Regions from separate parts of the Homo sapiens genome. Here region 2 is linked to region 1. The links are chromatin loops, found by intact Hi-C in ENCODE. Cell type or tissue: dorsolateral prefrontal cortex. All regions are shown on one strand. Each heading gives the region's core, and the rest is flanking DNA. Links, peaks and the distances in the headings are about the cores only. Region 1 overlaps KATNAL1 (katanin catalytic subunit A1 like 1). Region 2 overlaps LOC124903145 (a long non-coding RNA gene).

Region 1 (16,237 bases), core at 4,369-12,368:
CATTAGAGAAATGCAAATCAAAACCACAATGAGATACCATCTCACACAATTAGAATGGCAATTATTTCTTTTTTTAAAAAGTGATTTTGAATTCTATTTCATATCTGTGTTAGTTCCCCACTTTCATGTTACAATGATAACTAAAACTCATATACTGCCTACACAATGTGCCACGTATTGTTCTAAGCACTGGATATATATTAACTCTCTTATTAATCCTAAAAGTCCTATGAGGTAGGTACTCTTATTATTTCCATCTCATAGATGAGAAAACCAAGGCACAGAAAAGGTAAGTAAATTGCCCAAGGACACGCAGCTAGATCCTAGGGAATACAGCTCCAGAATCAGTGCTTTCAACCACTTTGTACCCTAGCATACTGCTGCACACCCCTGGGCTACTCTTACCCCAGTGTGAGAAACAACAAAGGAAAAAGTTAGACAAGGTTTCTAAATTGCATCCCACTCTTAAGACTTTATTTTACAAAGTAAAATAAGTTAATAAATGCAAACAGTGCTTACTAATTTCAGTATCATGCCCTGCATTTGAGTGTTAATACATTTAAATTGAAATTATGAATCCATATCATTCTGCACACCTATCAATACGTATGTTCTTTCAACAATATTTGCCAGTACTATGTGCCAAGCACTATTCTAAGCACTGAGGATATCGCAGTGAACCAAACAGAAACCCCTGCCCTCATGAGGCATATACTCAAGTTAGGAGGCACAATATATTAATAAGTAAAATATATAGTAAAACAGAGACAGAACAGCAAGTTCAAATTTGCCACAGTCAGCATATACTTCACAAATCTGAGGAACAACACAGAAACCAACAGAAAGAAATGAGAGGAGGGGAGAAAGAAGATGAGGTCAAAGAAGAAATGGATGCCAGACTATGCAGAGCCTTGTAGACCATTATAAGGACTTGGCATTTAATCTAAGATAAGAAGCCACTGAAAGTTATGAGCAGAAGACACAATCTGACCTATATTTAAGAGGAACTCTCTGGCTGCTCTGATGCCAACAAGCCAGGGACAGTGTGTTCTCTCATGTTTTATTTTACACTTTCTGTAGTATACAGAATGGCTAAAATGAGTGGTAGAGTCTGAGAGAGGATAAGAAAAAACATATACGGCTATTAAGGCCCCACATTTAATCTTACCATATAAGAAATACCAAATACCACATTAAATAAGAGCTCATGCACTCCTATTAAGACAGCCTTGAAAGTGGGAAACTTAAGATAGTTCAATAAGGATATACAAATTCTAAAATCAAGAAGCTAAAGCACTCTCACTTGGCAAGGCTGAAATACAGAAAGACTGTTCAGTCTAAGAAAAGTATGTGTATTAGTCTTCTGAATAAGAGGTTAAAATATTTGAATGCAACTCTTCCTATGACCTAAGACTCATCCCTGTCAAAGACTAAGCTGACATTTGCACAGGAAAAAAACAACGGTGGGTGAGTAAAAAACCAGAATAGCACATATTTCCACAAATGGGTTTAGAATTCTAAATCACAAGTTTGGTCAAATAGTTATTTAGATATAAAAACTACTTTACTATAATCTAGTACAACAAGGTAAAAAAAATAAAAACAAAACCCAGCACTATAAATTAGCTACCACCAGAGACAAAATTTGTGGAGCAACTTAATATTCAAAGGACAGAAAAAGATGTTTCTTAAAAACAAGTCATGATGATACAAATAGCCAATGAACATATGAAAAGGTTTTCAACTTCATAAATTATCAGGTAAATACACACCACATGGCAAATATCCTGGGAAAATCACAATGAGATATGATTATACCTAAAAAAGACTGACAACGCCGGGCGCAATGGCTCACGCCTGGATTCCCAGCACTTTGGGAGGCCAAGGCAGGTGGATCACCTGAGGTCAGGAGTTCGAGACCAGCCTGGCCAACGTGGTGAAACCCCATCTCTACTAATAATACAAAAATTGGCCAGGTGCGGGGGCTCACGCCTGTAATCCCAGCACTTTGGGAGGCCGAGACGGGTGGATCACGAGGTCAGGAGATCAAGACCATCCTGGCTAACACAGTGAAACCCCATCTCTACCAAAAATACAAAAAATTAGCCGGGCGTGGTGGTGGGCACCTGTATTCCCAGCTACTCAGGAGGCTGAGGCAGGAGAATGGCGTGAACGCAGGAGGCGGAGCTTGCAGTGAGCCCAGATGGTGCCACTGCACTCCAGCCTGGGCAACAGAGCGAGACTCCGTCTCAAAAAAAAAAAAAAATTACAAAAATTAGCCGGCTGTGGTGGCAGATGCCTGTAATCCCAGCTACTTGGAAGGCTGAGGCAGGAGAATTGCTTGAACCTGGGAGGCGGAGGTTGCAGTGAGCCCAGATTGCACCATTGAACTCCAACCTAGGCGACAAGAGCGAAATTCTGTCTCAAAAAAAAAAAAAGACTGACAACATCAAGTGTTGACAAGGATGTGGAGCAACTGAAACTTCCCCTCTGTAGGTAAGAGGGAAAACTTGTATAACCACTTTGGAAACTGGTGTTCTTCCCTAGTTTAATTTATGCATATCCTATGACCCAGCAGTTCCACTCCTAGGTATATGCTCACTAGAAATTCATGCATATATATGTCAAAGGATAAGCAGAAAACCATCCAAAGCAGCATTACTCACAAGAGTCTCAAGCTAAAAGCAACCCAAATATCCATTAATAAGAAAACAGATTTTAACTGTGATATACTACTATATGACAATGAAAATAAACTACAAATATATACAACACCATGAAATAATCTCACAAATACACCTTGAACAAAAAAAGCTGGACACAAAAGAATACTTACTGTACATAAAGTTCCAAAATGGGCATAATTAATTTATGGCATTAGAAATCAGAACAGTGGTTACCTTTGGGAAAGAGGTAAGTGGCAAGGATTGGGAGGGATCATGAATATGGCTTCTGAGGTGCCAAATGTTCGATTTCTTGACCCCAGAGCTGATGGTTACATTGAATTACAAGGCTTACATGCAGTGAGATGCTGAAGTTGTTTCTTACTAGTTTTTGAGAGCCAGCTACTAAATTTTCAGAAATTTTGTGAGCCAGCCGTGAAATGCAGCCATTAATAAATATTAAATTACACAAACTTTGAATAAGTTGTATTTTTAAAAAAGGAAATAAATACGCAAAACTCCTCACATCCTAATTATTTTACTATTACCTATTATCTTGAGGTTCCATAGTTTATTGTATCTCTATGGTGGAAACACCATAGAATGGTAGGCTGCTACCCAAACTCATCTCAACTATGAGTTCAGTGACATGATGTTGAAATCCATCATACAGGTGGTATTTATATCACAGAATTAGCAAATGCTATAAATCAGGGCTTGATTTATTGTTTTCCTGACTGTCTAGATTTAGAAAAGTAATGGGGAAAATGTTAATAATGCAGACTAAACTTAAAAGCATGTCATTTTTGCTGTTGTTACACTGTAAATAGCATAAAAAATCTGATTATTCTTCCAGTATTTGAAAACTGCTCAAGTCATTGATCAATGAGTAAAGCTCTAGCATGTTTTTATTGTTTCATTATCATCTTATTCTTTAATGTGTATACACACATACACCTTTTTTTCATAAAAGTAGTTACTAATATACACCACTGGCTAGATTATCATTATTCATCAAAAAAGTATACAATTTGTGCACTTTTCTTCAGTAGAAATATTTTCTATGAAGTCACTGTTCATTTGTATAATCAATCAATAGCTCTCAAAAGAATATGTCAATCTAGTTTGCAACATCTCTCCATATCAGATATCCCTAGACTTACTCATGAGAAGGAAAGTCTTCTCATGATAAATGGCCATTTGTTATGCACAATTTAATGAAATAAAGTCCTTTAACAACTTTAAAATGAATTCAGAGAATATAATTTGCCATACTTTAATCTGAATTCTATTTAGAAGCATATATAGCTTTAATCATGAGATAATGGAAGTACTGCTCATTTCACTGAGTTAATTAACCATAAAACTATAATCTTAAAAATACTTGGCTGGGCGCAGTGGTTCACGCCTGTAATCCCAGCACTTCGGGAGGCCGAGGCGGGCGGATCACGAGGTCAGGAGATCGAGACCATCCTGGATAACACGGTGAAACCCCATCTCTACTAAAAGTACAAAAAAATAGCTGGGCGTGGTGGCGGCCGCCTGTAGTCCCAGCTACTCGGGAGGCTGAGGCAGGAGAATGGTGTGAACCCAGGAGGCAGAGCTTGCAGCGAGCCGAGATCGCGCCACTGCACTCCAGTCTCTGGGCGACAGAGCAAGACTCTGCCTCAAAAAAAAAAAAAAAAAAAATACTTGAGAATCAGAGTTTTATAAATTAAGGTTACAAAACAAAAACATTTCTTCTGCTACCTAATATTTTACTTTTAGATTATCCTTCTTAAGTAAAAAAAATCCTTTCGTTACTTCTATGTATATATCTGACTCTAAGCTTAAATAGCAAAATAATAATAAATCCGATTTTCCCAGGTGCTATGGTCTAAATGTTTGTGTCCTTCCAAAATTCATGTTGGTATCTAAGCCCCAATGTGATGTTATTAGGAGACAGGGTTTTTGGAAGGTGGTTAGGTCAATGAGGCTTCTGCCCTCATGAACAGAATTAGTGCCCTAATAAAAGATTCCCAAGGGAGCCTGTTGGCCCCTTCCATCCTGTAAGGACACATAAGAAGGTGCCATCTAGAAGGAACAGACCCTCAGCAGATACCAAATCTGCTAGTGGCTTGATTTTAGACTTCCCAGCCTCCAAAACTGTGAGAAATAAATTTCTACTCCTTCTAAATTACCCTGTGTAAGCTATTTTGTCATAGTAGGAAGAGACCAGACACACTGAAATAAAACAGAAAAAATATAGCTTAAAAGTTAATTTATTCAGGCCAGGAGCTACATTTCATTAACGTTTGTATTTCTAGCACCTAGAAGTATTACTGACACAAATGTGCACTTAATAAAGATGTGTCCAATAAACAGAGTACTAACTAGCCTTATGGATGACCCTGTAGACCTCAGGGGGGAAAATGATAAAGCCTCAACAATAGATCACTATGCAAAGTGATTGTTACTTACTGAAAAACAGCATTTTAAGCTTGGATCTAACCTGAAGCCTGTCAGTAATTTTAAAAAAGAAAAAGAAAAAAGACATAATCAGTCTCAGAAAATAAACTCGTATTATTATAAGAAGACAGTAAGCATTTTCAAATAAGAGTCTGTATAGCATAATGATTAAAAAACTCAGGTATTACACATAGACAAGGTTCAAATCCTAGTTCACCATCTATTTGCAGTTAAGACTTCAGTGTCTCAATTTCTCTACACATAAAACAGGAAAAATAATGCTGAGCTCACAGGATTATGCAGGGATCAAATAAACCAATAAATGTAAAAAGCTTCAAAGCGGGCTTTTTTTGTAGAAAGCTTCAAAAAGGATAAGTGCGCTCAAGGAAGACTAACATTTGCTACTACTGCTATTATTAGTTGTTCCATCATACAGTTCCCAACACCAAATTAAAAATCCAAAAATATACCAGGGACCTTAAGCAAGATATGTCTAACTTCTCTTATCCTCAATTTTTTTTACATCTATAAAGTTAAGTACATAGTTAGAGTGCTGCAGCAGCTTTCAAAATTCTGACCCAGGCACAAAGTAATAAATGCATTCTGGATCATGAGCTGGTGTACATAAACATATGAATAAATTTGTATATATTTTTATCAAAATAATACTGTACTTATGGGCAATAAACTGAGTTTTCTGTTCTACTCTGCTTCAATTTTAAAGCTGGCAGCAATACACAAAACTGATCTTAAGAAAAACAAATACAATAAACACTGGGGACTCCCATATCTCTGAGGGTACTTCCAAACAACACTAATTTTCCTTTCTTTTTTTTTTTTTTGAGACCAAGTCTCGCTCTGTTGCCCAAGCTGGAGTGCAGTGGCTGGATCTCAGCTCACTGCAACCTCTGCCTCCCTCCCAGGTTCAAGCGATTCTCATGCCTCAGCCTCCCAAGTAGCTGGGATTACAGGCATGCACCACCACACCCAGCTAATTTTTGTGTTTTTAGTAGAGACGGGGTTACACTATGTTGCCCAGGCTGGTCTTGAACTCCTGGGCTAAAGTGATTCACCTGCCTTGGCCTCCCAAAGTGCTGGGATTACAGGCGTGAGCCACTGCCCCTGGCCCCAACACTCATTTTCAAATGAGCTTTTAGCAGAAGTGGGTATCTATTAGTTTCACCTAAGCTGCCTCAAAACCTATCGCAGCCTTCAGTGAGTTTCAGGAACTTCAGTATCCTAATGAATATTTGTGTGGTTACAAAAATTGTAACTGAGTCAAATATACCTTTCAAAGGCTTATGAAGTTTGCATGAGTTTGTTTTGAAAAACTGTAGTCCCCTCTGTTTCCACAGTGACTCAGAACATATCTTTTATCTCCAAACAACTGCGGAGTTCTTTTCTTTTCTTACATAAAAGGGTTACTTTCTAGTGACATTCTGAGTACTTACATGTCAATGAAAGAATAACTAAGATTTAGAAAATCATTTGATAACATTATAAATGAAAGACAATTTATAATTTCCAGGAAAAAAAATGTATTGACCATCCTGGCTAACATGGTGAAACAACGCCTCCACTAAAAATACAAAAAAAATTAGCCGGGCATGGTAGCGGGTGCCTGTAGTCCCAGCTACTTGGGAGGCTGAGGCAGGAGAATGACGTGAACCTGGGAGGTGGAGCCTGCAGTGAGCTGAGGTTGTGCCACTGCACTCCAGCCTGGGCAAGAGCGAGACTCCATCTCAAAAAAAAAAAAAAAAAAAAATGTATTTGACATTCAAAAAATGCTGCTTGATTATTTTGTTCTTTGCTTAAGAGTCACATTTAAAAACCAACATTTAATTGTTCTGGATCTCTTTTGGTAAATCCAATCCAGACTTTTCATCTAGCTTGGTAGGTGGGGAACTACATAACATGAAAAATCTTAAGGTTAAACAGGAAAAAGATGTGTGACTTCACAAATTCCATTCTTCCAGTATCCATGTCTCACTGTGAGACGCTGGCAAGTTTTAGCGCTCTGTACCACAGTTTCTTCATCTGTAAAGTCGGGATAGTAAGACACCTACTTCACGGGATTGCTTCATGAATTACTGTTTAATCACTTTGAACGGTGCCCAGCAAAGCAGCATCCAGTAAACCGTCACCATGGTTTCTCTTATGTAAATTCAAGACTGAAAGTTCCTTACCCTGTTCTAAAGGTTTATCTAAAAGCTACTAGCAAACTGGAGGTTGGATTTCAGCCGGTACTGTATTCTCTATAATGCAAACCAATGTTAGCTGCATAAAAATGAAGAAAAGAAACAAAAATAATATTTAAGATAAAGAGTTTCAAGTATCCATTTATGTGGCTTTTGATAATGGAGGGAACAAATTTTAAAAGTTAATGTATTTATTACTACCCTTCACTAATCCCAAAAAGGATCTGAAATAGAATCACTTGCTGTTTCATGGCATAAAAGCTCCCACAAACTACAAACATTAAAAAAATCTAATTCATTTTCAGTGTCCTATTGAGGCAGGGAGGTAGAATATGTCTTTGAACTATCTCATAAATAGAAATATTCAGAAAACACCAATTTTATTCTATCTTGGTCTATGTATTATGGCTATAAGACCTAGGAAGTTGGTCTGGAGTCCTTACCTACAGATCAAAATTACACGTAATAAAAATATTCAAATACAGTTTTGATGGATAACCACTTGTTATTAGATATATCTTTATTATACATATCATGGCCTGAATGTGATGACAGATCCTGAATCTCTAACTAGTAAAATAAAACTTTTCTGTGGCAATTTGATTACATTATCATTCATTTATGACATCACGGTGGAAACAGGAAATACTATCACTTAAAAATTTTTCTCTTTTTACTAAAATTAAGGCCTAAGAGACACATCAGATCATCCTGGCTACCTCCTTAATCTGTAAGATTATCTTCAACCCACTGTCCTAAGTCCATTTTAAGGGAAGTACAATTTCCACCGAATACTATGTTTATTCACCAATCAATTTCCTAAATAAGTACGTGTGCACAATGAACCCTAAGCAAGGGGAATCTTCTCAAGGAAAAGAAAAAAAATCTTGTTCTACTATAATCTACAGATAAATCAAAGATACTTATTTTTGGCAGTAGTAAATCATATCCCTCATCTTATTCTGTGAACAGATACATCTACCTTCTTGTCTTTCCCCATAACTATTTTCATTTATTGCTCATTTCTATTCAGAATACTTATTAAAATATTTTTCAAAAAAGTTTTAAAGCCGTATTTTTTCTTACAAGGGATCCATTTCACTAAATATTTTTATACATGTATGTGTATATAGATATTTACTACGCCTCTGAGGTGATTTGCATTGCAGCATGGCCTTCAAAATACAAAGACTACTTAGGCTTTGAATGAGACTTTTTTCTAACTCTTCCACGTCAAAACCAGGGTATCTTGAAAAGCCAACAAAAATCATAACATCCACCAAAAGTCCTGGGCTTCAAGTGAGTGAATTACAGAAAGACAGCATCTTGCCTTGTCATCTCTCCCTCTTGCTCTATAGTCCTTGTCCCTACTTGTAGAAGGCTTTTCACTCTTTGATATAGGATGTGCTCGGCCTACAGGTCCCCGGGCTCCTACTCCTGCCATTTCTTTCCTCAGAGGTCTTACTTCTCGATTGGGACGCCTGATCTGAGGTGGAGCTCTGACAAAAAAAAAAAAAAAAAAATTAAAATTAAAATTAAAATTAATCAAAGGCAAAAGTATGTCAATACTATCTTAGTCAATAAAATTGTTAAATCAAAAAGCCCGAAAGCTAATTTTTTCACCTTTGGCCAATTCATGGCCACAACTATTAGGTTAGTTTTCCCAAATTCTTTTTTCTAAAATATACTGGCTGATACAATTATTAAATACACACAAATGACACATAAAGCAGCAATTATTCTGTCAAAAGTTAATTATTAATCACCAATAGAGGGCAACACAGACTATCCCTATCTAATAATCTTAACAACATAATGGAAAGGCAATAATTTTATTCATTACTGTCCTAAACCAAGAATAAGTAACTTTTTTTTAGAAAAAAGCATTAAAAGCTGTAAGGACAGAAGTTCTAAATAAGTCTATTTGTACAGTTTACTAATTTCTGTTTTACAACCAAGATGATTTTCTCTGCTTCTATAATGGAAAATTAAACATTTCATTCATCAAATTACAAATGGCAGAGCTAACAATGAAATCTTCTTTAAGTAATTATGTTTTAAAATATTCATGTTTTGAGAATGTCTAAAAATCACAGAATCATTCAAATTATACAGTCCTCCAAATGTGATTAAAAATTTTGATAAATACATATAAGTATGCATGCAAAATAACATATTTTGTTTCATCTACTGTGGAACTTGTCTCCTGCAAACATTAAAGTTTTGAGGCTTCTCAGCACAGTTTTTGTCTCTTTTTGATTCTTGGGAAAGGGACTCTATCACTTCGTGTCTAATCTTAGTTCTCTCTTGAAATGTCTCTACCTCTGTTTTCCTACCTTTTCTCTTTCTATAGCTATGTATGTATCTGTAGCCCTCTAGATCCCATATGTGTATTCCATTTTTAACCACATGCCATATCTATTATTATCCCCTTTCCAGCCTCACACTTATAATTCACCTAACTCATCATGGAGTTCCGTTCCTCATATCAGAAAAGGTGACACATATGCATAATTCAAAGATAGGAAAATGGATAAAAAGCCATGAAGGTTGCAAACTAAGGGCCAAAACAGTAAGAAAAAGAAAAAAAAAGAAAAAAAAATGTGTTAACATGTTGTGAGTCTGATACAGCATATTTAGATGTTGGAATTAGACTACATCGTGAAATTTCTAGAAGGCCGGCAAAAACCGTATGTCTATCTATGAGGTAAACATACACTGACATCTTAATCCTTGGAGTTCAGTCCAGTTAAACAAGTATTTACTGAGGCACCCATTAGGTGGTATATGGCCTCTACCACACTGACCCTAGGAGGAGACAAAGACAAGCAATCTTGTGAAAGAAATCCTCAGGAAAGCAACTACAAAATAGTGCATAGTAATGGCTATGAGGCATTTTAAAATTTAAAGTATTATTACATTATCATCTTTAGGACATTAGTAGTCTTTTAAGCATTCTACCTATAAAATAAAAATGTGACGAGTCTGGTAAAGAATAAAAAATTGTAATTGTTAAATTGCTCTATTTCTAGTATTTCAATGTGACCACTGTTTTTTGACCTAATTTTTTTTTTTTGGATGAAGGGGTGGAAAGTAATAGAGTAAAACTTTACTTTTATTTGTATACACTTGTGTACATATAAATGTCTTTCCTGAGTCAGATTTATGGGTATGGCCAAAGACAATAAAATGAGACCAACAATCTTTTCCACACAGAATTTGCATCAAGTTTGCTCTTTTGTAAGCGGCTTCACCTGCTATTTAAATAGTCTGTTTTCTTTGTGGTCCTGCTTTTTAGACTCAAGAGCTAGCCAGAGCCTCTGCTCACCAACAGCAATCCCATCCCTCCCAGCTGGATGCCAGGCTGCTTGCCCATGGCTGGGCTTGCTGTGACCTCACTGCTCAGGGTGCACTGCAGCAGGTCTCAGACAACATTCCTTCTGCCTCCTCAGCTTGCGCTTTCCCCACCTCAGCTTGCGATTCAATGGCCGCCTAGGAGTCCTGCTGTAGTCCATTCTCCACACAAATCCCGCTCAGTAAAGCTGTATTGTGGAAGAATTGGTTCAAAGCTCTTACACAGGCTGCATTCTGAGTGTTTGCCATTACTGACCTTGTTCTGCCACTGAATATTCTGATGGGCTCCTAAATAGTCTGAGTGAAACTGCTCAAGAAGCCAGACGTGTCGTTTGTGGCAAGGCCCCTGTCTCATAGGAAGTGTGCCTCTGCTTTGTAAGTCTTCAGTTCCATCTCACTGCAATTGGATATTACATTTGTAACAGACTCTGTGGACTTCCCAAAGGACATCCTTGATTCTGTTCTGTACTTCTTTGTCCACTAGCACATCACTGCACAATGTCATGCTTCAATTTAAGGACTCAGTGACAGCTTCCAGGCTGTGTAAACAATAAAGGTCTCAAGGCTTCTTTTACTAGTCTCTCTGTAAAAATAGACTTTAGTAGGATTACATAGCATCCTTGACCTCTGCTCTAATGGTCAAACAGACTGACACAGTACTAGCTTACGGCACTTCAAATTTAGAGAATAACTGGTTAGATCTGCAGGTGAAAGACAAAAATATCTGTGCTGTGTTCAATTCTCCTATTTGAGATTTCCCTATAGGAATAAGAAATATGCCTTATTCTATCACATGCAAATAAGCCTCATCTCCTTCGAAATCCAATACTTCCTCTTTCAAAGCTATATTAAATATCAATATTATTTGTAAATGTTATTGGTACTGCTTTATATAGTCTAGATACGAGTCCTATGTCACATATATGCTTTGCAAATATCTTCTCCCAGTGTGTGATTTGCTCTTTTCTTTATTTTTGCATTTTATTTTCAACTTTTATTTTAGATTCAGGGGTACATGTACAGGTGCAAGTCTGTTATAAAGGTATTTTACCTCTCTTAATGGTATCTTTCTTGATAAAGAGGTCATGATTCTGTAAGTCCAATTTATCAATATTTTATATTTAATGCTTTAGTGGCCAGTTTAATAAATCTTTGCCTACCGCAAGATCATGATGATATCCCTCCCATGTTTTCTTCTAGAAGTTTTACTTTATTACTTTTAATATTTTAGGTATTGGTTATTTTATATTAATTTTTGTACGACGTGAGGTGGGGAAGAAGAGTATCTCGATTTTTTTTCACCCAAATGGATAATCAATTACCCCAGAAGCATTTACTGATAGGACCCACCTTTTTCTACTAAATTTCAGTGGTGTCTTCACAAACCAAGTAACTTTCCAGAATTTAATCATTAAGGATAACTTCTGGTTCTAAAAAGGACTTTAGAATTTTTTAATTATTTGCTATCAGATTATAAACAAGTATCGTAAGTAGGAATCTTTAAAATATTATTAATTCTTTCAACAAATAGCTAAATCTTAATGAATGAAAGGCACTATGCTATACAACGTAAAAGGCTGTATTAAGGGTCGGACACAGTGGCTCACACTTGTAATCCCAGCACTCTGGGAGGCCGAGACAGGCAGATCACTACAGGTCAGGAGTTCCAGACCAGCCATGCCAACATGGCGAAACCCTGTCTCTACTAAAAATACAAAAATCAGCTGTACATGGCGGTGGGCACCTGTAATCCCAGCTACTCAGGAGGCTGAGGCAGGAGAATCACTTGAATCTGAGAGGCAAAGGTTGCAGTGAGTTGAGATCGTGCCACTGCATTCCAGCCTGGGCCACACAGCAAGGCTCCATCTCAAAGAAAAAAAAAAAAGTGGGGGGAGGAGCCAAGATGGCCCAATAGGAACAGCTCCGGTCTACAGCTCCCAGTGTGAGCGACGCAAAAGACCAGTGATTTCTGCATTTCCATCTGAGGTACTGGGTTCATCTCACTAGGGAGTGCCAGACAGTGGGCGCAGGTCAGTGGGTGTGCGCACCGTGCACGAGCCGAAGCAGGGCAAGGCATTGCCTCACTCGGGAAGAGCGAGGGGTCAGGGAGTTCCCTTTCCTAGTCAAAGAAAGGGGTGACAGACGGCACCTGGAAAATCGGGTCACTCCCACCTGAATGCTGCGCTTTTCTGACGGTCTTAAAAAACGCGGCACCAGGAGATTATATCCCGCACCTGGCTCGGAGGGTCCTATGCCCACGGAGTCTTGCTGATTGCTAGCACAGCAGTCTGAGATCAAACTGCAAGGCAGCAGCAAGGCTGGGGGAGGGGCGCCCACCATTGCCCAGGCTTGCTTAGGTAAACAAAGCAGCCGGGAAGCTCGAACTGGGTGGAGCCCACCACAACTCAAGGAGGCCTGCCTGCCTCTGTAGGCTCCACCTCTGGGGGCAGGGCACAGACAAACAAAAAGACAGCAGTAACCTCTACAGACTTAAATATCCCTGTCTCACAGCTTTGAAGAGAGCAGTGGTTCTCCCAGCACGCAGCTGGAGATCTGAGAACAGGCAGACTGCCTCCTCAAGTGGGTCCCTGACCCCGACCCCCCAGCAGCCTAACTGGGAGGTACCCCCCAGCAGGGGCAGACTGACACCTCACACGGCTGGGTACTCCAACAGACCTGCAGCTGAGGGTCCTGTCTGTTAGAAGGAAAACTAACAAACAGAAAGGACATCCACACCAAAAACCCATCTGTACATCACCATCATCAAAGACCAAAAGTAGATAAAACCACAAAGATGGGGAAAAAAACAGAGCAGAAAAACTGGAAACTCTAAAAAGCAGAGTGCCTCTCCTCCTCCAAAGGAATGCAGTTCCTCACCAGCAACGCAACAAAGCTGGACGGAGAATGACTTTGATGAGCTGAGAGAAGGCTTCAGACGATCAAATTACTCTGAGCTATGGGGGGAAATTCAAACCAAAGGCAAAGAAGTTGAAAACTTTGAAAAAAGTTTAGAAGAATGTATAACTAGAATAACCAACACAGAGAAGTGCTTAAAGGAACTGATGGAGCTGAAAACCAAGGCTCGAGAACTACGCAAAGAATGCAGAAGCCTCAGGAGCCGATGAGATCAACTGGAAGAAAGGGTATCAGCGATGGAAGATGAAGTGAATGAAATGAAGCGAGAAGGGAAATTTAGAGAAAAAAGGATAAAAAGAAATGAGCAAAGCCTCCAAGAAATATGGGACTATGTGAAAAGACCAAATCTACATCTGATTTGTGTACCTGAAAGTGACGGGAGAATGGAACCAAGTTGGAAAACACTCTGCAGGATATCATCCAGGAGAACTTCCCCAATCTAGCAAGGCAGGCCAACATACAGATTCAGGAAATACAGAGAACGCCACAAAGATACTCCTCGAGAAGAGCAACTCCAAGACACATAATTGTCAGATTCACCAAAGTTGAAATGAAGGAAAAAATGTTAAGGGCAGCCAGAGAGAAAGGTCGGGTTACCCACAAAGGGAAGCCCATCAGACTAACAGCGGATCTCTCGGCAGAAACTCTACAAGCCAGAAGAGAGTGGGGGCCAATATTCAACATTCTTAAAGAAAATAATTTTCAACCCAGAATTTCATATCCAGCCAAACTAAGCTTCATAGTGAGGGAGAAATAAAATACTTTACAGACAAGCAAATGCTGAGAGATTTTGTCACCACCAGGCCTGCCCTAAAAGAGCTCCTTAAGGAAGCACTAAACATGGAAAGGAACAACCGATACCAGCCGCTGCAAAATCATGCCAAAATGTAAAGACCATCGAGACTAGGAAGAAACTGCATCAACTAACGAGCAAAATAACCAGCTAACATCATAATGACAGGATCAAATTCACACATAACAATATTAACTTTCAATGTAAATGGACTAAATGCTCCAGTTAAAAGACACAGACTGGCAAATTGGATAGAGTCAAGACCCATCAGTGTGCTGTATTCAGGAGACCCATCTCACGTGCAGAGACACACATAGGCTCAAAATAAAAGGATGGAGGAAGATCTACCAAGCAAATGGAAAACAAAAATAGGCAGGGGTTGCAATCCTAGTCTCTGATAAAACAGACTTTAAACCAACAAAGATCAAAAGAGACAAAGAAGGCCATTACATAATGGTAAAGGGATCAATTCAACAAGAACAGCTAACTATCCTAAATATATATGCACCCAATACAGGAGCACCCAGATTCATACAGCAAGTCCTGAGTGACCTACAAAGAGACTTAAGACTCCCACACATTAATAATGGGAGACTTTAACACCCCACTGTCAACATTAGACAGATCAACGAGACAGAAAGTCAACAAGGATACCCAGGTATTGAACTCAGCTCTGCACCAAGCGGACCTAATAGACATCTACAGAACTCTCCACCCCAAATCAACAGAATATACATTTTTTTCAGCACCACACCACACCTATTCCAAAATTGACCACATACTTGGAAGTAAAGTTCTCCTCATCAAATGTAAAAGAACAGAAATTATAACAAACTATCTCTCAGACCACAGTGCAATCAAACTAGAACTCAGGATTAAGAATCTCACTCAAAACCGCTCAACTACACGGAAACTGAACAACCTGCTCCTGAATGACTACTGGGTACATAACGAAATGAAGGCAGAAATAAAGATGTTCTTTGAAACCAACGAGAACAAAGACACAACATACCAGAATCTCTGGGACGCATTCAAAGCAGTGTGTAGAGGGAAATTTATAGCACTAAATGCCCACAAGAGAAAGCAGGAAAGATTCAAAATTGACACCCTAACATCACAATTAAAAGAACTAGAAAAGCAAGAGCAAACACATTCAAAAGCCAGCAGAAGGCAAGAAATAACTAAAATCAGAGCAGAACTGAAGGAAATAGAGACACAAAAAACCCTTCAAAAAATTAATGAATCCAGGAACTGGTTTTTTGAAAGGATCAAAAAAATGGATAGACCGCTAGCAAGACTGATAAAGAAGAAAAGAGAGAAGAATCAAATAGATGCAATAAAAAATGGTAAAGGGGATATCACCACCGATCCCACAGAAATACAAACTACCATCAGAGAATACTATAAACACCTCTACGCAAATAAACTAGAAAATCTAGAAGAAATGGATAAATTCCTCGACACATACACCCTCCCAAGACTAAACCAGGAAGAAGTTGAATCTCTGAATAGACCAATAACAGGAGCTGAAATTGTGGCAATAATCAATAGCTTACCAACCAAAAAGAGTCCAGGACCAGATGGATTCACAGCCGAATTCTACCAGAGGTACAAGGAGGAACTGGTACCATTCCTTCTGAAACTATTCCAATCAATAGAAAAAGAGGGAATCCTCCCTAACTCATTTTATGAGGCCAGCATCATCCTGATACCAAAGCCGGGCAGAGACACACCCAAAAAAGAGAATTTCAGACCAATATCCTTGATGAACATTGATGCAAAAATCCTCAATAAAATACTGGCAAACCGAATCCAGCAGTACATCTAAAAGCTTATCCACCATGATCAAGTGGGCTTCATCCCTG
Region 2 (16,237 bases), core at 3,904-11,903, 80 kb after region 1:
TTGTGGCTGGGCGCGGTGGCTCATGCCTGTAATCCCCGCACTTTGGGAGGCCAAGGCGGGAGGATCATGAGGTCAGGAGATCGAGACCATCCTGGCTAACATGATGAAACCCCATCTTTACTCAAAATACACAAAAAATTAGCCAGGCATGGTGGCAGGCACCTGTAGTCACAGCTACTCAGGAGGCTGAGGCAGGAGAATGGCATGAACCTGGGAGGCTGGAGCTTGCAGTGAGCCGAGATCACGCCTCTCCAGCCTGGGCAACAGAGAGAGACTCCATCTCAAAAAAAAAAGCAAAACTGTGTTTGTGTGACTCTTTCCCCCTTAAGGCAGGCATTATGCCTTACTCAGTTTTGTGTCTCCAGGGAACTGCACAGTGATAGACATGTGGAGGCACTCATAGAGATATAGGTTGTAAGTAAGTGAATGCATGCACCCATGGCTGAATAAATGAACCGTGTGACTGATACAATTCTGCAAATACAGCAGATGCCCAAGTGGGTCTCTTAGCTCTGACAGCAGGCAAAGGTGGTGGTGATCCAGTGGCCTAGAGAGGGCAGGGTGCCAATGGAGGGCTCCAGTCTGGTAACAGGAAGGCAGGAGAATTGGGCCACAGCAGGCACCTCATCCCCCTGCCCCCCTGCCCCATGGATTGGCACGAGCAGTCCATCTCTAGGCTGAGCAGAAGGAAGGAAATCACAGCAGAAAACATAGTCCTGGTGAGATGCTCTAAAGTCAATATTCGAACGAAAACATCACTCCTCTACAGTGTTTCCTGTTCCATGAGATGCTCCTTCAAATAATGTCCCCTCCTCAAACACGTTTAAAAAACACTCTAGGCTGTGTCTCCTTCTTAAAGATGCACAATACATATTTGCTTATTAAATCCTCTGGAAAGCCGCAGAGTAAAGAAATGTTTAATTTTTTAATATATAGTTGAGGTAGAATGAACATATGCACAGGTCTTGTATTCAACTCAATAATATTTGAGAGTTTAATGCTCAGTTTACTGCTACCCAAAACAAGATGTAGAATATTTCCATCACCCCAGAAAGTTTCTCCATGCCCGATTCCAGCCAACCCACTGTCCGCACTCAGAGACAACCACTGTCTTACCGCTCATCAGCATCATCTGCCTTTGCTTGTTCTTGGACTATGCCACATGTATTTTTGTGTGGCTTGCTTCTTTTGCTCAGTGTGAAGATATTTTAGTTGTGTCAATGCTGTTGTGTATATTAGTAGTTCTTTTTTTCATTGTTGAGTTGTATTGCATTGTGTATGTAAATAAGTGTGATAGATTATATACATCTATATTGTAATATATAGAGAGATTATATATATATATATATATACACACATATCTCATAATTTGTTTATCCATTATCCTGTTGATGGATATTTGGGTGGTTTCCAAGTTTTGACTATAATGAGTAAGGCTGGTATGAACATTCTTATGTAAGTCTTTTTGTAGACATATGTTTTCATTTTTCTTGGGTAAACATGTAGAAGTGAAATTGCTGGACCATAGGGTATATATGTTCAATGTTATAAAAACTGCCAAACAGCTCTCCAAAGTGGTTGCACCTGTTTAACTTTTTAAACTTAGTATTTCCTTTGTTCATTTGACCACAGAGCCCCACAGATCTGTAAAATGAGCAGGTTGGACCAGACAGCTTTTAAGATTCTTTCCAGCTTTATGCAGTGATAGAGGCCAAGGCATTCAGGAGTGGAGTTGATCAAGGTCAGGATTTGTCTTCTTTCATAAATCGTGTAGGCAAGAGCAAATGACACGAAACCCAGAATAACCAAATGTTGGGAGTAGGAAGATAGAAAACATTGCTGAGTCCAGGGAGTGGAGAAGAGGTAATAACTAGCAGGTAGTCACCTGGACAGAGGCATGAAAGAGGAAATATTTAAGCCAGAAGGAATCTGAGGTAGAAACAATTAAAGCAGAAACCACGGTATACAGAAGACTCCGGCAGTGTTTAAGAAGTTTCTTTGGCCCAGGGGCATCAATAATGATAAGACATTCAGAAAACTCTTCAAGACCACTGTTTTCAAAAAAGGGGGAGTTGCAGAGAGGATTTGGGGCACAACTGAAAATAAGGTACAGTAAAACTATTCATTTTCATTCAATTTATTAGGAATTTAAGTTTTAAATGACATATTACTGTTGGGATATAATTATCTGTGGATCTCTTGCATTTCTGTATTTTTTTTGTTTTTGTTTTTGTTTTTGTTTTTGTTTTTGTTTTTGTTTTGAGGGAGGGTCTTGCTCTATCACTCAGGCTGGAGTGTAGTGGCGAGATCTCGGCTCAGGGAAACTTCCACCTTCCCGGTTCAAGCGATCCTCCCACCTCAGCCTCCTGAGTAGCTGGGATTACAGGCACGCACCACCATGCCCTGCTAAATTTTGTATTGTTTGTTTGTTTGTTTTAGTAGAGACTGGGTTTCACCATGTTGCCCAGGCTGTTCTTGAACTCATGGGCTCAAGTGATCCACCTGCCTCAGCCTCCCAAAGTGCTGAGATTACAGGTGTGAGCCACCATGCCGGGCTGCATTTCTGTATATTTTGAGTAGAAACACTGCCTGTCCTTTGCTCTGGCCTATCTTTTGAAGGATGTTTCTGTAGTGAACAAACTTGAAAACAGAGATCATATGTACCTTGGGAGCAAAGGGTAGGTTTGCCTACATCCTTGGAAGATAGAGATAATAAGTAATCCTGAAATCAAGGGCGTGCATGCTTACTGCCCTTTGTTCAGGTCCCCTAAGCTCAGAATTCCTGTCCTAAAATGCAACCCACTGCATTTGCATGTATAATCTGACCCTCTTCAATCACTCTTTTGAGACGTGGGGAGCCAGTATAAATTCTTTTTTTTTTTTTTTTTTGAGACGGAGTCTCGCTCTGTCGCCCCGGCTGGAGTGCAGTGGCGGGATCTCGGCTCACTGCAAGCTCCGCCTCCCGGGTTCACGCCATTCTCCTGCCTCAGCCTCCCAAGTAGCTGGGACTACAGGCGTCCGCCACTACGCCCGGCTAATTTTTTGTATTTTTAGTAGAGACGGGGTTTCACCGTTTTAGCCGGGATGGTCTCGATCTCCTGACCTCGTGATCCGCCCGCCTCGGCCTCCCAAAGTGCTGGGATTACAGGCGTGAGCCACCGCGCCCGGCCGCCAGTATAAATTCTTTAAAGCACGCTGACAGTTTATCTACTGCTATGGCTGCAGATAATAAACCATCTCCCTGACTCAACAGTCTCACGTCTTTTCCCACTATCCATGAAACTAACTTGGAATAGCTAACTTGTTAGCTTGCAAGTGGGGTAAAATCTCAACCCCTTCAAAGTTCTTGACAATTACATATGAATTCTTGAATAAAAGCAAAAGTTCTTCCTTCACACAATTCCAAAGTCTAATTTGTCAACAAAAGGAATTCTAAAATCAGGAGGTTTCTTTTTTAAAACAGAGGTTCAAGAAATTAAAGATTTCTCAACATGTTGTTCATTTTTAAACCTAACAGCTCTGGAGCAAGTATTTTCCTGCACTTTTTCAAAAGTTATTGTGCTTGTCCCAAAAAGATACTCCCTTTATTCCAGGAACCGACACAATAAAACATCTCTCAGATGCTTGGAGGATCAAACTCAGTCTCAGTTGCTGAGATCACTAGTACGGCCCAAGGGCATGGGCCTTCTGTGCTTCTTCAATTTCAAAGGTTGGCTGGCTCACTGCCCCAGCCCGCCCCATGGAAACCCTGAGCAAGGCACATCTCCTGCGTGGTTTCTGAAAGGCAGAAGATAAATGTCTATCCACAGCGAAAACAGTAGAAGAGCCCTTCAGCACATCTCTGGCCAGAAAGCTGAGGGTTGGTGGCAGGGCGCCCACACATTCAACTTGCCAGTAACAGTCCAGGGTCTTGTTGTTCTGCATTTGCACAGAAATTTAGACAGTCATGGAAGTCAAAGAATGCAGATGACACTGTAGTTCCAACCCCACAGCCCATGTGTCACCTCCTTTGTTTCAGTCACTTCATGGATGTCATCTTTTGAAAATGATCTAAGTCACATGAAGGCTTCCCAGCCACTCCTAGCTTCACATAATTGTATCCTTTTCTAAAATCCTGACCTTCCCTTAACCCATTTCTCTGCAGTGCCAGCATCTCACCAGTCTCCGAAAAGCAATCCCCTTTCTATTCTGAATCAGTGATCCTCTTCTTCATCAGAACTGATTCTTACCTTCAACCATTAAATCAGATGATTTCTTGAGATTCCTTCCAGATACAGTATCAGTCAATGTCCCCCACTCACTTATTCACTCTCCTTAGAATACATATATATTCAGAAAAAAAAAATGACATTGATCCTATCTATCTTCCCTCCTCTTCAAATACAGGTTCCTAAAGTGTCCAGTTTACAAGTCAATTCACTGCTGGATAATTTAATATGTGGCTTACTCTCTATATGCCATAGAGGCAGTGTGCTTAATAAGGTCCCTAAAGACCTCATTTTCAATGCATTGAGCATCTCCCCTCTCTCCTCCTCATTCTCTCTTATCCTAAGGGTGTGTGTGTGTGTGTGCATTGCACACGGTATTGTCTCAATTGTGTCCCCCCAACAATTCATGTTGCATCCCTAATCCCCAAGGTGACTGTATTTGGAGATAGGGCCTTTAAGGTGGTAACTAAGTTTAAATGAGATCATAAGGGTGGGGCCCGAATCCCACAGGACTGGTGTCCTTAGGAGAAGGGACACCAGAGAGCTGTCTTTCTCTGCACATGTGAGCACACACACAGAGGAAAGGCCATGTGAGGACAAGGCGAGAAGGCACCGTCAGGCAAGCCAGGAAGAGAGGCCTCACCAGAAACAAAATTTACTGGCACCTTGATATTGGACTTCTAGTCTACAGAACAGTGAGAAAATAAATTTCTGTTGTTTTAAGCCACCTGGTCAGTGATATTTTTTATGACAGCGAGAGCTGACTAATGCAGCGTGCATGCCCTTTATTGGTTCTTAACCTTTTTATGCCTAGTAAACTATTAAAAGGTAGTAAGCCTAGCAGACTGCATACAATATGCATTCTATTCTGTGTAGTATAGTCTACATAGTATGCAAAGCACACATAACATATTAGATAATTATAGAATGACAGGGCTAGAAGGAAAGGTCACTGTTAACAGCAGAGTGCAGGCTATTTGCAGAAAAAAGGAACAGAGAGCAAATGCATGAGTTGTCTTATTTATATTTCAAATAAGCTCTTCTTTCAGCTAACATGCTTATACCTTGTTTACTCACCATTAGTAGCCATTGATAAATATAACCATTTTAAATTTACATGCACAATTACATTTTGCAAAAAGGTCAACCTTAGTATTTTCATACAGTACCACCTGGTGTGGAGGAGGAAAGTGTGACTTAAGCTAATGTTTAATGCAAAAAGAGGGATGATTCATTAATGGCTCTTATTTCATGTTTCGGACATTGATTGGAGATTTTTGCTTAAGAACCAACCATTTTGAGGCAATTGGGAAAGTTTGAACATGGGTTCAGTCTTAAATAATATTAAAGAATTATTAATTTTGTTAGGTATGATAATGATATTGAGGTTATGAAAGAAAATGGAGAAACAGAACTACTTAGTGGAAAAGAAGAAAGAGGAAGAGAGGAAGAAAAAGAAAAAGGAAGAGGAGAAAAAAGGTGTAACTATAGCAAAATGTTGAGAACTTAAATGGGGGAAGAGCCCATGAGGTTTATTATATGATGTGTGTCTACTTTTGTGTAAGTTTGAAAATCTTCAATATCAACTGCTTTTAGCCAGGTACAGTGGTGCAAACCTGTAGTCCCAGCTACTCGGGAGGCTGAGGTGGGTGGATCACTTGAGCCCGGGGGTTTGAGACCAGCCTGACAACATAATGAGATCCTAACTCTGTCAGAAAAAATAAACAAACAAAAACGGCAAATATTCACTGAATGTCTGAAGCAGGAGTCCATCAGCTGCCTGCCATCAAGGGTAGATGGAAGGTTTGTGAGGCCTCAAGCTTTTACCATTTGGGGAGCCCTCCTTCAGAAAAATGATGAATGCACAATTCCCTTGGGAGGGGCCTGCTCTGGTGACAGGCTCACACACTTGCATTTCATCAGTTCCATAGTAAATCCACCTCTGTCAGCCATGGGTATGGCTTGGTTAGCCCAGTGATTCTTCCTTTTTCAGCTTTTTCTTTTCTTTTTATTATGAACATTTCAAACATAACCAAAAGTTAGAGCGTTTAAGACAATGATCTTTTATGCGTCTGTCATCCAGCTTCCACAACCATGAGTCCTTGGCTAGCTAGTCTTAATTCATCTGTAATGAATTAACCAGCCATTCCCCTCCATCCATACTGTGTTATTTTAAAGCAAATCCCTAATATCATTTTATCTCTAAAATATTTCAGTATGCATCCTTAAAAGATAAGGACTCTTTCAAAAAACATATCACAATATCATTATGACACCTAAAAAAAAACATAATTTCTCAGTCAGGCCAGTGTTTAAAATATATATTAGATTGTCCAGGAGTGAATTGACTTGTAAACTGGACACTTTAGGAACTTATATTTGAAGAGGAGTGGAGATAGATAAGGTCAATGTCCGTTTTTAAATTTCTTTAATTGCCTCAAATATTTTTCTACAGTTTGTTCAGATCAGGAACCAAATAAAATATATATCACAACTGGTTGATATCTCTGTTAAACATCTTTTAATCTATGGGCTTGTCTTCCACATTTGTTAGATTCCTGGCAATGTATTTGTTGAGGAAACTGGGTCATTTTGTCCTGTAGGGTTTCCCACAGTCTGGTTCTTGCTAATTGCATTTCTGTGGTATCATTTAACATGTTCCTCTCCTTTATGTCCTGTAAATTGGTGGTTATATCTAGAAGCTTGATTGGATTCAGGGTTGATTTTTTGACAAATTCATCAAAGGTGTGTACTTCTATGAAGGCACAAGATAAATGGTTGCTTTTTTTTTTTTTTTCAGGTGAGTAGCCACTGCTGATCATTACTTTGACCCATTATTTCCCAATTTTTTTTTTTTTTAGATGTGAGTTCTGTCAGGCAGGGGCAGGGATTGCGTACATTGTAGGGTGCTCACCTGGCTGGCTCCCAAGGCACTGGACTGTCAGAGGATCAGGGGTAGGGACAGCATGGACAAAGGGGACAAGAAGCCAGACTTGTCCTAAATGAGTTCATAGCATGGTCGGAGACACAGGACGTAAACACGGGGAAATAACAAAGATATGTCATAAAGCCGTGCAAATAACTTAGGTAGCGATCCTTCTGGGAGCGCAGAGGACAAGAGAGCAATCCACTTGGGTAGTCGGGGAAGGACTTTAGCCCAGACACTGACTTTCTCCAACGAAACACAATATCGTGTCTGGATGCCCAGTTACCAGTTGGCGTCCACCCTGGGCTTCCTGTTGCAAAACATCCAATCGATTTCTCCTCCACTGTGCATGTTGGACCAAAGGCTGCACAGCCAAGATTCTGACTCCCTCCTGGTTACATGCCCCCTTGTGGTAAAACCACAAATTACAACAGATTTTCCAACCATGAAGATGGGGACAGCCATCAAACATTATCAGCAGGGTGGAGGTGTGGAAAGAAGAGCATCTGTAGCGGGTCCATTCTGTGTCCGGCACAGAGCTGGGCACATCTGTGTGTGTTAGCGCATTCTTACCTCCCAGAGCCCGGTAATCGACCAACATTTGTGGCCGATGCTACTAGGCACGGACCCAGTATCTGCATTCACCTTCTTCCTTTCTGACAAATCCCAATTTTGTTCACGGTGGCAAAGTGCCCCCTAATGCTTGTCTGATCAGACTGGTAGCTAAGATGCTGGCCAGGGGGTTCTAGCTGGAAGTTGGCTGGAGATTTCTGGGAATGGCTTTGCTTTCCTAGTATAGGAGCTTCCCCTTTTTCCCTTCCTGCCTGGAATGCAGAGTTAGGTGGGAGGTAGAGCAGCCATCGTGTGGCCACGAAGAGGCCAGTGTGAAGACAAAAGCTTCACTTCGAGAAAGCAGCAGGAAGAAAGAAGCAACCTGAGTCACAGATGTTCCCAGCACCCCCCAAAATGCCTACCTCTGGACTTCCTGAGAAGTGTGAGAAAAAGACCTTACTTGGGTCCACCACCGTAGTCAGCTTTCTATTATACACAGCATAAACAGAATCTGTCTGATCGTTATCATCATGGTAGTTCGACTGATGTACTAAGATATGGATGTTCAGGTCGCTTAAGAAACTCCCTCAACTGGCCGGGTGCGGGGCTCACGCCTGTAATCCCAGCATTTCAGGAGGTCGAGGCAGGTGGATCAACTGAGGTCAGGAGTTCGAGATCAGCCTGGCCAACATGGTGAACCGTCTCTACTAAAAATACAAAAAAGTAACCAGGCATGGTGGCATGCAACCGTAATCCCAGCTACTTGGCAGGCTGAGGCAGGAGAATCACTTGAGCCCAGGAGGCAGAGGCTGCAGTGAGTCAAGATCATGCCACTGCACTCCAGCCTGGGCAACAGAGTGAGACTCTGTCTCAAAAAAAAAAAAAAAAAAAAAATATATATATATATATATATAAAGAAATTTGTGTAAATATATATGTACGTGTGTGTGTGTGTGTGTGTGTGTGTATATATATATATATTTCCTCAAATTCACACCACCACAATAGGGCACAGCTGGGGCTCAACACCACTTCCCATCAGCTTCTTCACCACCACCCCTCCCCTGCCACCTGATGACAACATATATGCACCTTCTTCTGTTTCATGATACCTCTCACCTGGCAAGCCAGAAGGCTCTTTCTCGGGGGACTGGAGTCATCACACTCTTCTGCCCACCAGAGCCCAGGCTGCTGGCAATGAAGACATCATTCCTTCCTTCCCAGGCCAGTCCTCTTGAACACAGAGCAGTGGCAGCTGCTGGAAATCCCTTCTCCCCTCCAGTGCCTCCACTGCCTGCCCTTTCTACCACCTTGCCCATGTTTGGTCATATCCAGAACACCCCTGTTAAAATAGAGCCATCTTGCTCAGCAGTTCCCCGCAGGTGTTCCACAAAACCCTAGTCCCAAGGGAAGTGACTTTGTATGGCTGGATTTAACTAAGACTAAGATGCACAAGCTTTCACATTTTAATGTCTCTGAAATTAGGATGTTTGTTACAATTGACGTATATTATCAGCAGCCATTTTCCCATGCTTTAACCGATCAGAAATCATATCTCACAGACATTGGCCTCTTAGCTCTATTAGAATGGTGCTTGAAAATAAAGGAGTTCCATGGTGAAATACGTTTGGAAAATAATGGAACAAACTAAATCAATAAACCTTTGCAATGCAGATCTTCTCAAAGCCTTTAACATGCTAAAGTGCCACTCCAAGAGATTTGCTAGGATTATTTGGCCATGGAATTCTCCTTTTTGTAGAGTGCCTCATAGTACTAGTGTTATATGGAATGCAAATTAAGAAACTTAGCTATTATATTCTGGGATAATTGACCAGATTTGCCAACCAACTAGCTGTCTTCTGGAAGAAAGCTCCAAGAAAGCTGCAGAAGACCTAACATGAGAAGCTGACAAGTCTGAAGCGTAGCCCTTTAGTGGAAAGGTCAGAGGCCTCACGGAGGCACTACCACCTGCTGAGTCACTGGAAAACACAGCAGATACCTTCGGGGGAATAATGAAAAGTGAAACGTGCAATGTTGTTAAGTTTCTCCCACTTGACTCTTTATTGGCAGCCAAGCCTACATGCCTTCATCCAGCCCAAAGAAACAAGAGTATGACTAGGGCCGTGCCTTCTTAATGCTTAGATACTATGTCTGACCTCCAGAACCTACAACGACATCATTGGTCTCCCAGATACAAACACATCTTATATGACCCTGGTAATGCTGAAAGGGGAGAGCATTCATAGAGAATTTGTAGTGCTGCTTAAACTCTCCAGGTGATTCCAATATTCAGACAAAATTGAGGCCCATAGTTAAGGCTCTGACTTGATGAAGCAGCGTTTAAATTGTGACAGCTGGGGAAAGATATGTTTCATTGTTTTGGTCATCCCAGCCCTAGGTGACAAAGGCCAAAATGGTAGTGATAGTGAAAATGGAGATAGAGATGGAGATAAGAAATGTTTTAGGGATACAATCTCTGAGGAGAGATTCAGAATAACTCAGGTTTTGAGAAGTTTGGCAGAATGACATACCATGAAGAAACGGGACAGTGAGGAGCAGAGGCCAGGATTTTGAAGGGAAGATGGTTATTTGAGTTTCTACATTGTGCTCTAGCCTTTAGAAGGATGTCCTAGTAGAAATGTCCAGAAGGCAGTTGGAGATGTCGGCTGGATTTTAGAGGGCAGAGCTAAACATTTGGAAGTGATCTGTATCCTGGTTATGTTTGAAGCTTTGGGAGTTTAAAGATTGTCTTCCCTGCAATGCGATACTGTTTGGAATACCACACATTTATAACTGCTGGACTCAGCGTGAAGGATGTGAAGTTCCCGTTCTGCTTCTGCCACTTACCAGTGTGTGACCTCAAACATGACACTCTGCCTTCTCAGCCTCAGTTTCCTTAACTAGAAAGCAGATGTAATCATACCAACCTCGCTGGGCATTTGTGAATATTAGTTGAGAAAATCCTTGTCAAGTGCTTGGCATAATGCCTGGTGCTGAACATGGCCTCCAGCCTTGTCAAGTCTCTCTAACGTCCCTCGCCCCACCCCACGCAACTCCCAAGCAGGCCGTGATTGATAGAAGTCCACTTCTCTTCTGTGCCAAGAGTGACTCTAGCAAAAACAAGCAATCAATTTGCACTCATCTCAATGGTATGTGTAGATCAGATCTTGGCAGACCAATTTAATTTTCTTTGATGGTAGATAGGCCATGTAGATAAAGAATGAGCAAGAGATGTAATCTCTTTGTGCTGGAATCTGACCTTAGATTCCATCACAAATGACTTTTCATCAATTAGATAGAAGGAAATAAGAGAGACTCTCTTCTGTCTTAAGTGCAGGCACAAAGAGCTGAATAATATCACCCAAAAGGCAGCCTATCGATGACTCAGCCTCCACCTAGGGACATCCTCTGTGACCTTACTCATGTCAGAGAGGACCCCATACTGAACATCTCTCTCTTTACACCAACAATGTCTTAACCAAGAATGTCCTAATTAAGGTCAGATGACACCAAGTTGTCAAGCATCCGTCTAAGGTAGGAATAGAGCCAAAATAGCATTAACTGACAGTTCATAAAGAGTGAGGTGCAATAGGAACAAGTTTAACATTAAAAAAAACTATGTAGACAAAAAGAAGAATATATGTTGGCTCGTTCACTAAACTAGTAACCAGTGTCACCCAGAGTTGTAGCCAGATAAGGAATGCTCAAGAATAGCCGGGTACCTGGACACCCCTGATAAATTTAACTCATATCAGAGAAGGCAACAGGAAGGCAGAGGAAAAGGGAAGGAGAGACAGAATGAGAAAGAGATCAGGGAAGAGAAGATAGGGAATTGCAATGTTGCTGTTGTTTTTGTTTATGTTGAGAGTGGAAGATGCTAGTCCATTGGAATTCACGTTCACTTATATGGGCAACAAATAATTTATTGAGCATGCAGTGTGTGCCAAGCACTGTAACCAGTGCTAGGGATATAGCAGTGAGTGGAACATTCAGGATCCTGCCCTCATGCGGTCTTCTTCCTCTACCCAACTTCCAAGTGTTGAGGAGCCCATTACGAGTCCTTAGATGGCTTCTCGTTTCCATCTGCACCCACCGTTCGTATGATCTCATCCACTACCACAGCTTTCCATACCATTCATCTGTGACTCCTTGCAGATTCAGACTTCCATCCCATCTTCAAGTGGCCAGTTATCTAGTTGTCCTCTCAACAAACCACAACCTTCGTCCATTCAAAGCAGAATCTTGATTCTTCCCTCCCCCTGCCCAAACCTCTTCTTTCTCCCATCTCTCCCACCTCCACACATGGCACCAAACACAGCCAAAACAGGGGAGTTGTCCTGGACTCCCACATCCCACGTTCTGTTGATTCTAATTTTCCAGAATTCGAATTGCATCCCACAGCCAAAAAACAGCAGTTTCTTCTTAATTATTTTGCATTCTAAAGATTGCTGCAAACAGGACTAGAGAAGACACCCCCGTCGTCCTTCGCTGTACCCCCTTCCTGCCCTCCAACTGTGACCTTGGCTGAACCAGCCCTACCACTATCAAGCCAACAAGAAGACTGCAGAAAGAGAGGGGTTTTGGGGGGTTTATTGCCTTGGGAGCAAGGACTAAGCACTCACGAGGAACGTTACTGCCTCCCTCACTCTGGGGAAAGTAAAGAGATGAATCCCAAAGTGATGAGAGGCTCGAAAGCCAGGGTCAGCAAACTTTTTCTGTGAAGGGCCAGATGGCAAATACTTTAGGATTTGCTGTCATACAGTGCCCGTCACAACTACTCAGTACTGCCATTGTAGCGTGAAGGCAGCCGCAGACAGTAGCGAATGAGACAGAAATAAATGAGCAAGGCTGTCTTCCAGTAAGACTTTATTTATGGACACTTACATTTGAATTTCATGTGATTTTTCACATATCACGAAATAGTATTCTTCTCTTGATTTTTTTTTCAACTACTTAAAATAGGTAAAAACTATTCTTAGCTCACGGGTTAAACAAAAACAGGCAGCAGGCCAGTCCTGGCCACTGGCCATACTTTGCCAACTCTTAATCCAGGAGAGCCACTCACAGACAATGCAGGGCCAGAAAGGGACAGTGACATCTCACTTCCCAGTAGACCCCTGATAAGCTGCAGAACTGCAGGCCCCTTCTGGAATGGAGCTAAGGGCGATGAGAACATTGTGTGTTCTCTGGAGGCTGGGGACACAGGGAGCCTATGGCCGGGGCCTGCCACTTAGCTGGAAGCTTCTGAAGGCAGGATGACTCAGTGGAGCAGGCCCTGATGCAAGAGGAACAGGACTCATTTGCACTCAACTATCTCTCAAAAATATTATAAAGCTGTGTCTCCTAAACTTCAGCTCTCTCTGCAGTAAATTTAAACTGTTGCGACATTGTTGCGGGTGATTTACTGGGGTGGTAAGCTTTTGCATGTTTTTTGGGAGGTTCCTTTTAAATTTCTACTACCATTGCTATCATTTTTAAGGAGTTATTCAGATGACAGAATGTTAAGCGCTGATAGTGGCTAACAAGGGAGGCTGCAGAAAGTCTATGCTGGGATCTTTAAAACCGTGATCAACTGCCATCTGTTTTGGGAGTTTTAAAGTGAGCCCAGCATGCATCAGGAGGCTAGGTGGGTCACCACTTAAGTCTCCTCCATCTTCCTAATTCCAAGATACGAGAGGAAACAGATGTGCGTTGGGGAGAGTAATGAGAAAGAGCAACTCTGCTTTCCTTTTCTCCAACAACAGAAACAGTGAATATTAACTCCCCAAATCCCTGTGTAACACTCACTGAGTACCCAGCCAAAGAAGTTTCCTTTGAAATTGAATCTGTCTGTCTAAGAGGGTCTACAAAGCCTGCATTTTAACTCTGAAATAATTCCAGTTACTTGAGCTGCTGTTGCTGCTAAAAGATGTTTGAAGAGGAGGAGGAAAAGCCATCTCGATATGACAAGGATTTGTCACTTGCTGCAAAGAAGGCACGGGATTTTTTTTTTTTCCCTGTAAAAGGGGTAGTCAGAGTTGGGAGCTTGTCCCTGTCTTCTTGGCCGAGATTCCTAGAGGAAACACAAATAGACTTTTTCAGGTCACAGGTTTCTCTGCATCAGGTGGTCCGGAGTCTCGCTCAGTTTCTATAAATCAGGCCGTTTCTCTCCAACTTATGAGTCTCCTAGCACTGGACATTCTGGAAATCCAAATGAAATTGACAAATTCGGTTGATGTCATAGCAAATTCAATGCACCTTGCTCTCTTCAGGCTGATTTCAAATCACTGGATTGAGAAGAGCTAAAATCTAGCTTTTGTTTTTAAAAATTAGACTGTATAAACTGATTTTAAAAAAATAACACAGGAATAGATATTATGTAAGATTTTCTATTCCCCGCACCCCCCGCCCCCCACCCCGCCACCAGATTTTTGTGGCCATCACCTTTTCGTGACCAATTTTATTCCCACAGTGCAAGCAGAGGGTTTGCAGTTTTGTGATGCCTTTTCGTTTTTTAGTGCCACATCATTATCAATCAAGATGTCCAGATAAATTACTTAACAGAGAGGCAGTAGAGGCGCTGCTCACATAACCACCCAGCTGAGAAAGCCTTCCTTCACTCACTCTCTTCTGTCCTGGACAGACTCATGTGGTTTACAGTTGCTCTCATTTCCATTTATCAGAAACAGATTTGCAAATGTTTTCTTTTAAGCTGGTGTCCCTTCTCTCCATTGTAATCTCAATAAGTATGAAAAGAGAAATATAGAAAATGAGCAGCATTGCTTTTTATCTCATCACCACTCACTGAGCACCTACTGCATACTCGCCTCCAAGCAGGCGTCCCCTCCCTAACAACAGCACAAGCAGGCATTATTCATCCATTTTCACAGCTACGTAAACTAAGCTGTAGAAGTTCAATAACTTGCCCGGGCTCATACTTCTGGTATGAAGTGGAGCCTGGCTTCCAGCCCAGCTCTGTCTGCCTCCAGCGCCTTTCTCTGCACTGTTCAGCAATGCCTGGCTACAGAACACGGCCAGTGTGGCCAAGCATTTTCCATGACTGTCCCTGGAGCACATTAATTCACCTCCTGAAGTGAACCTCTTTGGGAAGATGAGCCTTTTCCAAAATCAATACTTTTCATTGTAGTTAAGCAATTATGACCTAAAAGAAAATTTTCACCATGATACTGAAAGCCACCAGCTTCACATAAACACCAAACGTGCTGTAACTGAGGAGGTAAGGGGCGAGTCCTTGTCACACATTTCTTGGAGGTCAGGTCAATCCACCTGTGAGCCCAAAATTATGCTGGCAGAAGGAAGAAGCGAGATGATTTTTAATTGTTATGAAGTGTGCTGGTAACTTAAGTTGTTCTGTATTTCCATCCTTGTTTTGAAACCAAGCTGAAGCTCTCTCTGTCTCTCTGTCTCTCTGCTTTCCCTACAAATTGGACAAGAGTTTCTTCTTGGCTTCCATATGACATCAGGTCTTTCCTAAATAAAAGCAATCAATGCAGGAAAAAAAAAAATTCAAAGATAGGATGCCACTCTCTTTCACAACGATTAGTAGTTTTATATTTCCTTCCAGTCTTGTTGATGTGGATTTAACTAGTACATATTTTTAAATGCTAAAAATTGTATGTATTTCTTTTTATACCTCACATTATATCATAAACATATATGTTTCTATATAACCTTTATATGACTAATTACATCATAAACATATTTGCATGTTTCTATATAACCTTTACGAATTTAACAACTGTATAATATTCCTTCAAGTTGATATACCCCAGTTTCTTAAACTATTTCTCTTCTGTTAAGTGTTTGTAGTGTTTCCCTAATATAAGTAATGTTTTGTTTTCACCTAGGTCTTAGAAAAAAAAATAAGTACTGTTAATAAACTTTTTTGGTGTATATACCCTTTTCCCTTTCACTGGAATTTTTATTTAAGCTAAACTGTCAGAAGTATAATTACAGGGCCAAGAGATTTGAATATTTTATGTTTGATCTTTCTTACATCCTGAACACATACATATTATTTTCAACATTCTTCCTGTCATCTTCTAAGCATAATCTGGGAGAAACAGTCAATTCATTTCTTCATTTCTCTCACCCTTGACTGGGCATTGGATTATAGTAGAGCTTGCTCACCCTCAAAGCTGCTGCCAATTTCTTCCTTCCTTTCCTCCTCTCCTCTCCTCTCGTCTCCTCTCCTTTCTTCCTACCTTTTCTCTTCTCTTCTTACCTTTTCTTTCTGACAGGGTCTTGCTCTGTTGCTCAGGCTGGAATACAGTTGTACAATCATAGCTCACTCCAGCCTCAACCTCCCAGGCTCAAGGGATCCTCCCAATTCAACCTCCTGAGTAGTTAGGACTACAGGTGCACAGCAACACACCCAGCTAATTTTTGTATTTTTTGTAGAGACAAGGACCCACTATGTTGACCGGGCTAGACTCAAACTTCTGGGCTCAAGTGATCCTCCAGCCTCAGCCTCCCAAAGTGCTGGGATTACAGATGTGAGCCATGGCGCCTGGCCAGCTGCTGCCAAATTTTGAATATAAGCTAGACTTCT

Evidence for each region. Hi-C counts contacts between places; a loop is a spot of excess contacts. Peaks named below come from ENCODE experiments on the same cell type or tissue, not always from the same donor. Only the 100,000 strongest peaks of a DNase experiment are listed, where the experiment ranks them.
Region 2: a loop joins it to region 1, with 4 times the contacts of the local background. A loop is called at or near these places in 7 of 110 quality-filtered maps.

What each region holds. Positions count from the first base shown.
Region 1 is chr13:30,246,808-30,263,044 of GRCh38, forward strand. KATNAL1 (katanin catalytic subunit A1 like 1) reads right to left here. Exons shown (of 11, transcript NM_032116.5): 4 at 8,640-8,808. Among named protein-coding and RNA genes, the nearest start is that of KATNAL1, 53 kb to the right of the region's middle. RefSeq lists an enhancer at 10,717-11,217. In dorsolateral prefrontal cortex, for the core only: CTCF peaks have their summits at 9,083 (motif pointing right) and 10,165; a DNase peak (open chromatin) is centred at 10,715; H3K4me3 peaks cover 624 bases; H3K27ac peaks cover 2,035 bases.
Region 2 is chr13:30,327,731-30,343,967 of GRCh38, forward strand. All of the region lies in intron 1 of LOC124903145 (a long non-coding RNA gene), which reads left to right. LINC00426 (long intergenic non-protein coding RNA 426) reads right to left here. Exons shown (of 5, transcript NR_024464.2): 5 at 12,536-13,738. Among named protein-coding and RNA genes, the nearest start is that of LINC00427, 16 kb to the left of the region's middle. RefSeq lists an enhancer at 10,145-11,344. In dorsolateral prefrontal cortex, for the core only: a CTCF peak has its summit at 7,548 (motif pointing left); a DNase peak (open chromatin) is centred at 7,487.